2 separate regions of the Homo sapiens genome follow, and region 2 is linked to region 1. A link is a contact called in ENCODE Hi-C or POLR2A ChIA-PET data. All regions are on one chromosome and are shown on one strand. Each heading gives the region's core, a stretch centred on a gene start or an enhancer-like site at or near the end of the contact. The rest is flanking DNA. Distances are from core to core; before and after follow the strand shown. Region 1 has its middle 130 kb from the start of LINC03069. Region 2 has its middle 180 kb from the start of LINC03069.

Region 1 (7,585 bases), core at 2,480-4,979:
TTAAACTAAGAACGCTTAAGTTTCTAGTTAGACAAAGTGTCTAACCCCTCACCAGCAGTGTAGGGATTCACTGCAGCTACTCTCTGCCTGTGGTCTTCTACATGTAAATCTGGGTTCCTCACACAGACTCACCTTTCCTTTGGGGATCTGATTAATTCTCAGACATTTTTAAAGCCCAGGAACTAATGGAGAACCAGAAAAATAATTACCATCTGCCCAGTTTACAGTCATGGTTTTGTTTTATTTCAATTCATCTCAGAATCCTGTGATTTTGAGTTGTGTTCAAATTAAATCTATTCTTTAGAATTATGGACCCACATGTAAAGAACCATAGACCTCAACATTAATCCTGTCCAATTACTCCATCTTTGCTTCAGAACATTCAGAGCTCATTGCCAGAAAACTCTTCCAAACACTGGGACAAAATTTTTCTTCCTGCCTCCTTTACCCATAGGTTGTAGTTCTGCCTGCTGGTGCCTTCCTGAACAAATACATTTCCTCTTTCACAAGCCAATCCCTCAGATATTTTAAGACTGCTACCTTGTAACCCAGAATTTTCTCTTCCCCCTGCTAAACATCCTCATTTCCCTTAGCTGTAAAGCCAGGAGCCTGGGTCCAAATCTGCTCAGGAATCTGACCAGTCTTCTCTATAAGTGGGCTCCAGGAATTATGAGAAACTTAATTGAACATGAATCTTCCCAAACTTCCCTCAAACTCATGTGTTTTGTAAATTTCCATTGAACAGCACTTTCTTTTTTGGGCTTATTCCCTATGACCCTTTGGAAAGATATGAACTTAATTGGGTTCCTATAATTCCATTTATTTGGGTCTTTTTTTCCTAGAAAATATTTGCTTCCCAGTAAAAATCAGAATAGGACCAATTTGCTACACCAAGGAGCCCAGTTTTCTTGCTAACATCATTAGCAATGGGGCTGTTTTGATAAAGGCCAATTTTATCTACAATTAACACCCAGCATCTGATTTCAGATGCAAGCTAAATGTTGTCACATCTATTTAAAAATACATGAATGTCCCATTAATATGTGTGAACCTCTTATGAGTAAACTCAAAATTTCCCTGTGGCAAAGGAAGGTGATCAAAAGCCTCAGAGAGCAATTTCAATCAATACCAAGAATGAATAATATTGCCTTAATCTTAAAAGAGTCCCTGTAACCAGAGTCACTGAAGGCACAGCCTCTTGGTGAAGATTTCAAACAATAACTAATCAATCAACAATAATTTTTGAGGACCTACTTTGTGCAATGCAAAATAATAACTTGGCCTGGACACAGAACATCAAGACTGACACAAGCCTACCCTGGATTTTGCCATCTGGTTGTGGAGCTAAGACAACACATCTGCCTTGGCACCAATGAGGCCACACCTACTAAGTACCAACACATGGAGCAGATCATCAGTGCAGAAGCCTTGTAGATGTCCCCATTTACAGCTAACATGTGAGTGCTTGCTATATGCTCACAGGGCTATGGACATTATTTCCTTTACACACTCCAGCAGCTTGACTTGGGAGAGAAGTGAGTCAATGCAAGATGGTGACTCTCCGTCAGATCTTCCTGGAATGGGAGAGGATAAGACCCCAAACCAAACTGTAGGGTGAAAAACTTCCCCTTGTGAGTAGCTCCCAGAGCTAAACAGATGACACTGAGCCCCAAACATCTGAGCAGAGTGGAGAAGGGAAAGGAGGAGAGGAGGCCCAGCAGGGTGCTGTGGGCAGAGGGACTGCGGTGGCATCAGGCTGGAAAGTGCCTGGGGGAGATGACCCCTGAGACTGTTGAAAGTGAGGGCAATGTCCTTGGCAGAATGGGAGGTCAGGGCCCTGCGCTCCCACTCCAAAAGTCATGCCCCCTCCCAATCCCATCCTTCTGAACTCCAGAACCAGAGTGAGAAGTGACCTTGATATTCTTCTACCAGCCCTCCATTTTGAAGCTGAGGACATCATAGTCCAAGAAAATGAAATAATGTGGGCATATCACCTTGATGCTTCTCACTTAGACTGGGATTAAGCGCAGGCTTCTAATTCTCAGTCCGATCCCTTTCCACTGAATCACACTCTCTCCCAAACCAGGTTTCTCTTCAGCATTTCCCATCTTCTCCTCCCCTTTCTCTCAGTTTCTCACATACAGGAGGGCTTGTGGTGCCCTGTCTACACACTGAAATCAATAGCACCTTACACAAAAGCCCGTTAGACTGCCATGACTCAAAACTTACATGGGAAGGGAAATAAGCTTTGTGCATAAGTAGCTATAAATAAAAGCCCAAAACTAGTGAAAGTTTCTAGATCTCCTTTTTATTTAAATGTTCCTCATTTATATGCAACCAATTCACAAAAGCCCACACACCAATCTGTAATGCACCTGGTATTGTGAGAAATTGCCAGTTTGGTAGTGTCATGTTTTTTCCCCCCACAATAAAAACTGCACAAGTTCATGTCCTTAGGGTGCAACAATCTCTTTTCCTTTTTTTTTAAATGACTCCCCAAAACAAGTAGGTTTACAAAATATAACAAATGAAATAGGTTCTAGTCCCAGTCTTCTACCAACACCCATCCAGGTATATTTTAGAGTGAGGATATCTAATAGCTCTCTCTGATGTGGCTTTGTACCACACTCGTACCAAACCACAATCTGTGTTAGCCTGCAAGAGCTGCCATAACAAAGTGCCAAAGACTGAGTGGCTTAAACACAGACATTTATTTTCTCATTGTTCTGGAGGCTGGAAGTCTGAAATTAAGGTGTCAGTAGGGATAGGATCTTCTGAGACCTCTCTCCTTGGCTTGTAGAGGGTTGTCTTCTCCCTGTGTCTTCAACTGGTCTTCTGTTTGTGTGCATCTGCATCCTAATCTTCTCTCCTTATAAGGGCACCAGTTATACTGGATTACAGCCTACCCTGCTGATCTTTTTCTAACTTAATTACCTCTTTAAAGACCCTATCTCCAAATACAGCCATATTCCGAGGTGCTGGGAGTTTGGACTTCAACATATGAATTTGAAAGGAGCACGCTTCAGCCCATAACACTCAGGCCTCTGACTACCCCCAAATTCATGTCCTCACATGCAAAATACATTCAACCCATACCAACAGCCCTGAATATCTTAACCCTTTTCACCATCAACTCAAAGGACTCTACCTAGAGCAGCTTTTAGGGCTGGCATTTGAAGAGGCAGAGAGGAATTAAAATAATGTGCCATTTCTCATCTGGGACTGGAGTTTAGGCCTGGCTTCCAGCACCAGGAGAGAGGCTTTGGCTAACAGGGTTATTTCCGCTGGAGAGATGTGGGACTGTCCTGTGGGGTTCTGCAACTCTGAACACTTTCAGAAAGGAGTCTGTTTCTCCTGAATCACTGCACAAAAGCTTCAAGGGTGAAGTGGTAAAACGTCTATGGAGAATGCATCTCCTATTGCCTCTTGTTCAAAAGGAACTGATCTTCTCTCTTCTAGGAAAGGAATACAGAGAGCTGATTCAGCTTACCAAGGGTAAAAATAGCTAAGTGGACAGCTTGAGCGAAACTTAGCAGTTCACCTGTTTTTCCTGTTATCGACTGCAGAAGAAAGTGTATCAAGGACTGCAAAGTTAGAAGCCACTGTAAAATCAGGGCTCTGTGTAAAAACCCTCTATCTGAAATTGAGAAGAGATGGCAGGCTGAAAATAGACAGCTGTTTCAGATGCTTCTCCTTGAACAGCTGCCAGGGGACCAGCAGTCAACAGGAAGCCTCGATGGCACTAGTTCGGGGAACGCACTGTAGCACGTGGCTGTCAGTGGGATTCCATCAGATCACACCCAAGGGGAAAAGGCTCGGGCTTCCCGTCATCATTTGCCAACTTTCCAAAGTTCAGTGTTATTTTCAGGCTAGGCCAAAGTGTAGTTGTGGGTCAAGTTCATTTTTGGTGGTGCAGGGCTGGGAACCTTTTCCATAAAGATCCACTTACTTAGACATCTATGACTTCTGAACTCTAACATTTGAATTTACAATTGAGTCCTTCAGCCCGGCTGACCATAGGCAAGCAGAACTTCCAGGAGGGTGAAAATAGAGAGATGAAGACAACCTTCATGAGCTGTGCCGCTGCAATGACAGTAAGCAGCGGGGGCTCACTCCTGTAATCCTAGCATTTTGGGAGGCCAAAGCGGAGGCTCGCTTGAGGCCAGGAGTTTGAGGCCAGCCTGGGCAACATAGCGAGACCCCATCTCTGCAAAAATATAAATTTTAAAAAAAGAAATGACAGTCTACAATCAGTTCTACTGAGGTGTGAAATAGCCATGTTAGGGATTTGATAAGGGAGGAGGGCTTTGGGGCTTAAGAAAAAAAATACACACACACACACACACACACACACACAAACACACACACACATTCCTTTTTAAAGAGAGACAAGAGACAACTTGAGACTAACAAACATGCCCCAGTTTGCCCATCCTCAAACATTATTAGATGAGTCTGTCATGTTGACAAATAGCCCCCACTAACAACAGGCCCAGCAGACAGCAAACACAGCAGTGTGTTCGATTCCCACTCCTCTCAAACGCAAATTGTGGAACACAGGAGGCCTGTACAGTGCACACATGTGGTCTAAAAATACCACGCCTGCCTTGTCTTTGTAGGGATTGCTTCCCAGGCGACAGAGGCCCTGAGGCCTAGGACCTACCCAGGGGAGGGGCAGGGGCCTCCGCCTGCACCAGAGCTAATTACTGGAGGACCTGGGCAGGCAGCTGCCGGGCCCTGCTCCCCATTTGTGAGCACGTTGCAAGGCAGTAGTTCTAACTTTAGAACCGCACTCTAAACTTTGATCTCCCATTGCGGCCTGGCTTTAGGCAAAACATAAACTTGAGAGCTGCAACATATTTTTTAAATCTTATTCCCTGGTACTTTAAGAACAAGGACAGGAATTATTTTCAAATGAGAATCTTTGACTGCATAACACAGGCTTCCAAAATTAAGCAGAAACACATGGCAGCTCTTATTATTAAATTTCCCTTGGAAAACAATGCTTTAAATTATGGGGAGGGGGGATAGTTTGATAAAACTTTGAAATGTGAAGCTTAAAGTTTAAAATAAAAAATGACTGTAGTGTTTTGTTTTCTTTAAAGATTATTATGGAGTTTTTCTAGCTTTGCCATTATTAATCAATTTCTACCAATGGTTAAAATTGAATGCTTGGGGTTCGAAATATAAATGACTATTTTTCAAGCTGAAATCAGGTGCTAAGGGGCTTTTTGAAGTACAGAGAGAAATTTGGACTGCCCAATTGAAGCATCTCTCCATAAAACATATTTCTAAGAAAATAATGAAGGTGAAATTTAACTGTATCATAGTCTTTACCTGATTCTGTGTAGAATTCAGCAAGAAACAGAAACCTTCTAAAAAAGCGTGCTTGTGCCACAATTAGGGCCAGCCACTGGCATCTTCTATTATCAAAATAAATCAAAACACAGCTTTCCTCTTCTCCCTAAGCCATTCTCAGAAAGGATTTGGGCAAGAAGATGTTCTTAGAAACTGCACTACCATCTCAGACCTCCCAGGCACTATTTAATTCTCCCTTCCCTTCAAGGACTAAATCAATTACTACCTTCTCAATGAAGCCTTTCTGATCACCTCATTTAAAAGTTTCCCATGTCCCAATCAGCCCACATCCTTACTGTGCGTAGTGCCCATTTGGAACTTATTATTTCCTGTTGGATGTGGTTAGTGATCTTAGGAGTGTGTCTCTTCCCTTCGCAGCTACCTTATAAACTCCATGGTGATAAGAATCAGCGCTTTCTCTTTTTTGCATACCCCGTTGGGCCTAGCTCAGTGCCCTGAACCAGTGGCTGGGTTCCTGCACCGAAGACTGCAGGGGATACAAGCAGTGCTTAGTAATGACAAGAAGTTATCTTCTAGCATCACCCAGGGGATGCCCTGGGGAACAAACACAAAGGAAGAAAAGAAACCCCAAACTACTTCCACTCCCCTTCCCACTCATGGCCTCTAACAGTGCCTGGCTGTGCTAATGGAGGTGAGGCAGCCTGCTGGGCTCACAGCAAAGTGGTAAATTCTACTATCAAGGCTCAGCTTGATGCAGAAATGAAAGGAGAGGAGGAAGAAATTGTCCCCACTCTGATTTTGCAAATGACTTTATTTTTTGACTTCTGTCAGTTTTCATAACTCTGCTCCACCTTCATGCCCTGGCCTGATTTTAAGCTTCTCTGATTAAAGGGATGATTTCTGTGCAGTGCATTACTGGCTGCAATAATATCCATCCCCCACCCCCACCCCCTACACACACCCACCAGTTCTCATGCCATCTTTGCAAAATTTTTGAAGCAGTATTAATACCAGTTGTAGAAAAATAAGAACATCATTCACAAAACTTGGTTTATACAACTGAATTCCAGTTTGGAGAGACTTCCTTTCTCTTTATAGGAAACTTCCCTTCTTCTTTCAAACAGCCAAACCAATAAATCTCTACCCAATTTTGGGTAGAGATTTCATTGCCTGAATCATGAAGAGACATCACAGGTTCAGAGGAGAGAACTTTGCCCAGGTGAATGTGGAAAAAATAGATGCCATCTGTGATTTAAGGCCTTGTTATTCACAGTGTGGTCCACAGACCAGTGTCATCACCTGGGAGCTTGTTAGAAATGTAAGAATATCAGTTTCCTCTCCAGATCTACTGAATCAAAATCTTCATTTTAACAGGATCCCCAGAGATTTCTATACACATTAATATGGATTAGAATATCTCATAAAAACTGTCTCCCCATCAAAAAGCCTTCTCTCTCCAATTTGTCATTCCTGGCCTGAAATGCTCATTGTAGAGATGAACAAGATGAGGGTGAGCCATGCTTCTGTCACCTTTAAATTGGAAGTTCACCCAAGAGAAATGATATATTAAGGCAAATCAGATACTGGTACTGAGGTGCTCCTTTCTATGGGAATCTGTGTTTGAAAGTGGGAAAAAAATGAGCGAATGCTCTGGACCCTCTAGGACAATATGTGCATGAGATTTGCCCTGGTCATGAGGATGCTAAGGCCATGAGAAATCCTCTGTCTAGATCCAGATGTGGAAGACAGAATCTGCACAGTGGTGGCCGGGCATGGTGGCTCACATCTGTAATCCCAGCACTTTGGGAGGCAGAGGCAGGTGGATTACCTGAGGTCAGGAGTTCAAGACCAGCCTGGCCAACATGGTGAAACCCCATGTCCACTAAAAATACAAAAATTAGCCAGGTGTGGTGGCGGGTGCCTGGAGTCCCAGCTACTAAGGAGGCTGAGGCAGGAGAATCACTTGAACCTGGGAGGAGGAGGCCGCAATGAGCCAAGATCATGCCACTGCACTCCAGCCTGGGCAACAGTGTGAGACTCTGTCTCAAAAAAGAAAAAGAAAAAAAGATAAGAGAATCCCTATGATGGCGGACTTTCAACAGTTAGAAAATAACCTTCCCACATGGGTAACCACATCCAGGAGGGCCTGAGGGCCAGAGAATAGAATGAGGACACCAGTGACAGTGAAATGGGCCACAGGGAGGGAGAACAGAGCCAAGACCCGAGATACTGGCTGTGGTTCCATGCTGGGGTACCTGGGGACAGG
Region 2 (7,585 bases), core at 3,802-6,301, 56 kb after region 1:
GAGCCTCATTCTGTCACCAGGCTGGAGTCCAGTGGCACAATCTCAGCTCACTGCAACCTCTGCCTCCTGGGTTCAAGCAATTCTTCTGTCTTAGCCTCCCGAGTAGAGTAATTTCACAATGTTGGCCAGTAAAACTCATTTTTAAAGCACAGGCTTTCTCTCTCTCTTTCTCTCTCTCTGTCTTTCTCTCTGTCTCTCTCTCTCTCCCTCTCTCTCATACACACACACACGCACGCACACACACACAATCAAATTAATAGATATGTAATAACAGGGTCACATCTAACTTCAATACTTCAATACCAATATTATTTATCTTTTCAGCACATTTTGAGACGGGCATTAACATCACCATTTAATGAATGCTAGGATGATACCCTTAGAGGATGTAAAGAAAAAAAAAATTAGTTCATTCATTTTTCAGGGCTTACTGAGCACTATGAGCCAGGTACTCTTCTAGGTAACAGAATTTTAATTGTAATAATGGTAAGTGTCAAAATAATAGTACAGTAGTCTTCCAAATCATAGAGATTCTCAGGCAGGTTAAAAAAAACAAAAAACAAAAAACAAGATAATGGTAAAGAACAGTGAGTAGCTCTGTGGCCAATCTCAAGTGACACTACCAAGCGGCAAGGGCGTTACTAACTGTATAATGCTCCTGGCTCCCCCAGCTTTGGAATTATAGAGTGTTTTATTCTTTTTTGGAATTCACATTATTTTTATTTCTGTTCAAAAAGTTATTAATATTTTATCTAGTGCTATTTTATATATGTATACTATGTAGTCATGCTGTTTTGGTTGTTAGTTGGCTGAGATACCTTCCAAATGTCACTAAATAACCATGTGAATTCTTTCATTAAAGAATCTAACCTATTTGTGGTTATATCTTGATATAAAAATCAAAGAATGCTGATGTACTGTGCTGTACAGTTGCCATCAGGATGTATGCTGTAGTACTCTACAGCCAAAAATCTTAATGACAAATGGCCTATTAGAGCACAGAAATTTGCATTTCCTTTTTAAATTATGTTTTCTTCTATGAAACCTAATGTTTATAAAGTTTAGTCGTCTAAAAAGTTACTAAACAAAAAATTACCTTGTTTTTCAACATTTTATTTATTACAGACCCAGATAACAGTCAGTAAGAACTTTAGACCAGATCAACCACACTGAGTGTGAATAACTTCGGTGCAATCTTATTTCTGGTAAGTATGCAATATCCATCAGGGGTTTTGAATAAAAAGAGCTCACAGATTCCTATATTTCATTTCAGGGTTCCTAGGATTCCCGTAGAAACAGAGAGAAAAACTTTCAGGCAGAAATGAGATTGACCTATCTCTTTTTTTCCTGTAGAGTATTCTGCCTTGAAGAAAATTTGAAAATATTTGCAATATCTTTGATTACACAATTCAAGTAGGTGATTTCATGCACCATCCTGTTTTATGTTCTCAGCTGCTTCAGAGTTTTTACAGGTTTCCATTGTGAAATATCATCTTATGCCATGGATGGGTATGGGATGAGAGAAGGGAAATTACCCCTCACCTGGTCTGAGGATCCTGCTAATTATCTGTAACCACACAGGGGTCATCAAGATGAAAGCAAAACAGAAATATTAAGGCAGGTCACTTTCAGTTATAAACTCTATTGCAATAAAGCGAGATGAGTTTGGGATTTAGCCCTCTTGGAATTATTGGAAGCAGAATCTAAAGTCTCCCTCGTACTGGCCGGTGTAAACAAACACTGAAGTCTTTATCCATGTACCCAAAAATGCTGGAACTTCTTTTCCACTTGTTCCCTGCAAGTCATTAATGACCTTGTGCTGTTCCTTTAAGAAAAGCATATTAGAGAGTCGAAGGTAGCTAGAACAGACATCACCAGAGGCTGAATGTAAATGACTCAGCACAAGTTAAATGGAAAGAGAAATAGAAGCACAAATATTTTCATTGAAAATTATGCATTCACAAGCCCTTAGAGTAAATATTGTTCCTGAAATGAGTGGTAATGCATCAGGAAAGAGAAACCCCAAACTTACATGGATTGCCCTTTAACTACAGAACAAATTTGGTGGAATTTCTAGAACACCTGTTCACACCAAGCCCTCTGCTTTCAGAAGTTTCATTTTCTTAGATCAGAGCTTGCTGCCAACAAACAAACTCCAGTGAGTGGCACAGCCCTCCTCCTCCTTCCCCTGCCTCTTCTTCTTTCTCTCATGGTTTGCTATTTCTGAAACCCTAAAGGTCAGAATAATCAGAGGAGACTCAGGAGAAGGATCCAATGTTCCTGGTACCTTCCCATTTTGCCTCAGGCCATTAAAAATCAGGTATTAAAACTCTGAGTTTTCTTTTTTTTTTTAGACTTTAGACAGAGTCTCACTCCATTGCCCATACTGGAGTGCAGAGGTGAGATCTCGGCTCACTGCAACCTCCGCCTCCCAGTGCAACCTCTGCTTTCCAGGTTCAAGCAATTCTCATGCCTCAGCCTCCCGAGTAGCTGGGACTACAGGTGCACACCACCATGCCCGGCTAATTTTTGTATTTTTAGTAGACACGGGGTTTCACCATGTTGGCCAGGCTGGTTTCGAACTCCTGACCTCAAATGATCCACCCATCTCGGCCTCCCAAAGTGCTAGGATTACATGCGTGAGTCACCGCGTTTGGCCAAAACTCTGAGTTTTCAAAGGAAGACATTATTTAAACATAGATACTTGTAGATCACAGTTCCTGTTTCAAACTGGTATCTTAATGTAAAACTCTTCTCCCCCTCCCATCTTGGTAGCTCACATGTCAGCTTCCTCTTGGCTCTATCTCTCTTTTTCCCCCTTCACCTTCACTACCTAGTCCTGAATTGGGGGTCTTGCCTGAATTAGAGCCCAGTCCCAGGAATTTCCACTAAGAACACCTAAGTTTCTTCCTATAAAGGTAGAGAAAGGCCACCCCATATGCTCTAAGTAGATGATAAAGTTTCAGTGGAACCCATCTGCCTCTCTCTTTTTCAGTTTCCAAATCCTGAGAAGTTTTCTCTGATATAAATTGATCCCAAAGCCTGTCCCATGCATGAGCGTGGGTGTGACTCTCTGTTCACAGCACTACCTGCTTCAAATTGGTTAAAGAGCCTTTCCAGATTCATAGACCAGATCAAAGGCATGGTGCTGGCAGCCAGAGGACAGGGGCTGTCACACCCCAATTCACAAAGGAGGGAACTCCAGGATTTTCATCTGGTTTTGCAGAATGCCAAATGTGCTCCTGGCTTTTGTAATAATACTAATTATGCCTTCCAAATTATAGGCTGGACAGATGTGTTAACCAGGCCCTGAGGTGCATTTGTCAGTAGGTGTCCAACTGTGAGCACCGGGCAAGTCTGCGGAAGAGCCCAAAGGGCATAGCCAAACACATAGCAAACTTCGAGGAGCTGTTCAGCTACTTGGACTCAAACTTCACTTGCTCTTCGCTGTCTGGTTGTAAATTGCTTCATGTGAAAGCACATACACACTCATTAAACATTAAGGCTTTCCAGGTATTTCAGGCCATTTTCTCCCTAAGTCCACTTTTTCGGTTTTCTATTTTCTGTTTGGCCTGTCCTTTCTTCTGAAGTGTGCACAAGCTTCCCCTAGGTTAGAGATGTGGGTGACAGTATTTCAATACCCAAAGATCCCACAGGTCACCAATTGCCTCAAGGACAAATTCTTCTGCTCTAAAATACACCTTCCTTATCCATTATTTTTGGTGCCTAAAATACTGAAGTTCAGGCTTAGTTGTTCGTTTTTTAACTTTTTATTTCTTTTCAGATAACTTCCCGATATTTGTGTGCCAACGAGGGGTCATATTTTAGTTATCTGTGTGAGATTTTTTTCAGATGTTTTACAAGAAGTAAGTTTTGATAAGAAAAAAAAGAATGTGATGATATAGGAGAAAGGGAGTTAAAGAGAGGAAAGGAAGGAAAAAGGAGAGGGAGAAAGGAAAAAAGGGTGAGAGGGAGGAAAAAGAAAAGAAAAGAGAGAAGAGGAGAGGAGAAAAGGAAAGAAAAATCATGAGGAGTTGAGAGGAATGAAGCGGGGAGACACCATAGGGCCTAGAAGAGGAGTTTGGAAAGTACAACAGACAAGTGTCACCGTCTCAGAATAGACCAAGGACAGCCTCTGTTACCTCCTATTCCAAATACTTATTTCTGCAGGGAATTTTCCAGACCCAAAGATTTTGCTTCCAGTCTGAGGAATTAGATTCACAGTCAAATTTTTCTGAATTGCTGAAAGCGAGTGAAGTCCATAATTATCCCCAGAAACTAAAGAGTCTGCTGAGTCATTTAAAAATATAATTTAAGTGACACTCCCTCAGTTATATCTCTCTTGTGTTAGCATTTTATTTTAAAGGTGGTATAAATAGTCATTTTGAAAGCAGTTGCCATCAGGAGCCCCAAGCTGACTCTGCTAAAGGGGTATGCAGACAGAAGGGTTCCATGTCCAATAAGCCCACTCCCCTTAACCCACCTGGGGCTCCTGCCCTGGGGGCTGAAACTTCAGGTTGTCTCTTTTCAGGGTAGAAGGATGGAAAAGTTTGAAGTGAAAATGCCTGATTTTAAACTTTGTTCTGAGCATCACTCAGAAGACTGTCCATAGATGTTCTTCCCATCGACTTCTTCCAGAATATTCTTTCTCAGAAAAGAAAATAAATAGACTGTTGTCAGCTTCACTTTGATGCCAAGCAGGAAAGACTTCCAAGGTTATAAGCTCATGTCTAAGGTTCTAGATAAACATCTCCAGGTGTGGGGATGAAGCTACTGCACACTGCAATTGTAACAGAATCGTAACCAAGCACATACGTACATTTCTTTTTTCAACTCTTAGGTCAGACACGATGTAAAAATATCAAGATGTTTACCAAAGTATTCCCAACCACAGTTTGAGCTATCAATCCATCCACTACTAAAACGTAAGCTTTGGTATTTTCAACGACTCGAAGAAAATTAACTCTAGCAATCGCCTCCTACTTTTTACAGAACTGCTCAGCTTCCGCGGCGGCAGGAAACACTGTTTGAATCAACGGCTGTAATAATACTCCTCATTCCTGCTAATGCAAAGCAGCAAGGCCTGGGCCCTTCTGTTTTACACTGCACACTGATTTGGAAGCAAATATTTTTCCAACAACATCACTAAATTGAAAGCATTTTGAAAAATCTGAAGCTTTCACAGAATATTGTTTTGGAAAAACCAACCCTAGTAGATCTGTCAGTGACATAAGCCATCCCCTTCAATTTAGCTTGAAAATGCGAGCTCACCCTGTCAAACAGCTCTAAATTACATATATCTTTGCACAGGGCATTCCAAGATCCAATTAAAAAGGTGGGGAAAGTGGGGAGTAAAAAATGTTATTTTTTTCCATTATGCTCTTCTTATTTATTAATAAAAACAGTGACATCTGTCTGCCTTTAATATTGTTGGGGCACATGTATTTGTAAATAAGGAATCCAGGCACAGTTGAGAATCTAAAATGCTTAATCACATATTAATTTTTACAGTTATAATTCACCCAATACCCAAATAGGTACTAAGAGCTTACTACAGACAATGATCAATATTAGGTTCTTTGATAGGTATAAAGTTATTCAAGAAATGAAGCCATCAATTTAAGGTACTTACCCTCTATTCGAGGATATAATAAAACATGCAAATACTTGAATTCTAAGACATCATTCTTCTATGAAAATGAATCACTTGGCACATCTTTTCCTGTGCTTTCTAATCTCTGTTGATTTGAGCATCGGAGCTTCTAATGGTCATCCCTCATGTGTCTATCGTCTTATTTATCAATATTTAGGGGGAACCTTGTAAAATAAACTATACCCAACTGTGTTTTGCTATCTTAACGTCTCTTATAAAACACTCTAATATTTAAATACGCTGCAGTTTGTTACATTGATTTCCCTCCAATCCTTTTACTTTTCTTACAGAAAATTTCAAAAATATAAAAAGTACAAGGAATGTGTAATGCTCCCTCAGTGCCCTTCACACAGTTCCAGTGATGATCAGTACTTAGTCAGTTTCCATCTGAATGCCCACCTGACCTCTCTTTCTTAACACCCAGACCAGATTATTTTGAAATGAATCCCAAACATCGTAGCATTTCTTCTGTAAATATTTCAATGTTGTCACATTGAGTTTTAAGTTTCCTTTACATTTTAAGGAATCCTTGATATTTTTAGGTATTTATCAGGCTACTTCACATCCTACAAAGTATGTTAATTTGTATTCTATCTACACACATAAGTGGTGGAGTTGGCCCATCTATTTTAAACGAATTATCATGGAAATAGTCTATATGCATCATCATTTTTAATCATCACGGAGTTTTGCACAGCTATGTATCTGAGTTTACAAGCTCACACTTTGTCAGTCACTTCCACACTATTATTTTGAGCATGTTAGTTCTTGCCATTTATTTATTTAGAATATTTTTATATTATAATGAGTTTCTCACATTCTTGTTTTCTTTCATGCTCCCAGGCCGTTATTGATCTGTGAAAGTCTCCTCATTCCAGGGAGCAATCTGCTTTATGGGAGGGAGCTGTGCCCAGTTCATGGGTCTTTCCATGTGGCTTTGAAGGGACAAAAGCATCAAGTTCAAGGATATTATTAGGAAAAGCATCCAAATACCTTGGAGATTCTCATGGGGAGGGGCTGAAGTGATGGGGGTAGGACAAACTCCTCGTGGTAGAATAAGAAAGTGAAAGCTACATCATGAGGTTAAATAAGCAAGAGGATTCAAAATGCCAAGCTTCTTTATTCTAAGTGAAGAATTGCATTCCCAAGGCTCACTTCTATTAGAAAAATGAAGTCTTGTGTTCAGGTTGTTAAATCAAACATAAAAAGGAGAAATAAATTCCCCGGTGCCAATAAAAAGTCTCTCCTTGCTGCTGAAAGCAAAAGTTTTGAGACATTCAACAATAGGTCAAAATAACATTCTGTGTTCTGCACACCATATTCCAAACTCAAGCAAAATGTCTACGGAATTTTTTTTTTTTTAATTTCAAAGCCTTTTGATTAAAGTGTACCAGAAGGGCACTGACAGAGCAGGCTGTTTCTGTTCTTCTGCGGAAGGTTTCAATGGCCGCCGCACACTCTCTAAATCTATTTACTTCAAGGCTGGAATGAAACAAACATGACAGATGGTTTTTTAAAAAAATCAAAGGGGAAGTTCTTGGAACACATCCTTCAAAATAAAATTTTGTTTCTTTTTTTTTTTTTTTTTTGGAGCAGCTGAAATGATTTTTCAGAACATCTGATGAGCGATTTTAATACTTCAACTTTCTCCTCCATGAAGCGAGCCCATTCATTTGGAGACTTCTGTTCTTTTGTTTTATTTCTGTGAGTGTCTTTCTTTGACAAGACATAAAGTCTGAAAACGACAATATGCTAAATGAATGGACCCATAGTATATTTGGCTACATAAGGGCTGCTGGAGTATACTTTGGATTTTGACGGGATAATAGAACGCTTAATGGAAGAAATCTTGAAGAAATAACAAGGAAAGTTAATGAGTCTTCATGTTTACTATTGCTCATGTTCACGGGGGATGAGCAATTTTCCCTCACC

The links. Hi-C counts contacts between places; a loop is a spot of excess contacts on that map. ChIA-PET counts read pairs that join two places held with the same protein, here RNA polymerase II (POLR2A).
Region 2: a loop to region 1 is called in a map of endothelial cell of hepatic sinusoid, with 2.6 times the contacts of the local background. The contact joins two enhancer-like sites. A Hi-C loop is called at or near these places in 1 of 168 maps with a recorded cell type or tissue (endothelial cell of hepatic sinusoid). POLR2A ChIA-PET finds 5 or more read pairs at or near these places in 2 of 52 experiments (AG04450 and T-cell).

The regions. Positions count from the first base shown.
Region 1 is chr18:56,317,947-56,325,531 of GRCh38, forward strand. No RefSeq gene overlaps it. Among named protein-coding and RNA genes, the nearest start is that of LINC03069, 130 kb to the left of the region's middle. Within about 2 kb of position 3,730, at least 3 of the 41 ENCODE cell types and tissues checked have a DNase peak (open chromatin) inside an H3K27ac peak, as active enhancers do.
Region 2 is chr18:56,372,325-56,379,909 of GRCh38, forward strand. No RefSeq gene overlaps it. Among named protein-coding and RNA genes, the nearest start is that of LINC03069, 180 kb to the left of the region's middle. Within about 2 kb of position 5,052, at least 2 of the 41 ENCODE cell types and tissues checked have a DNase peak (open chromatin) inside an H3K27ac peak, as active enhancers do.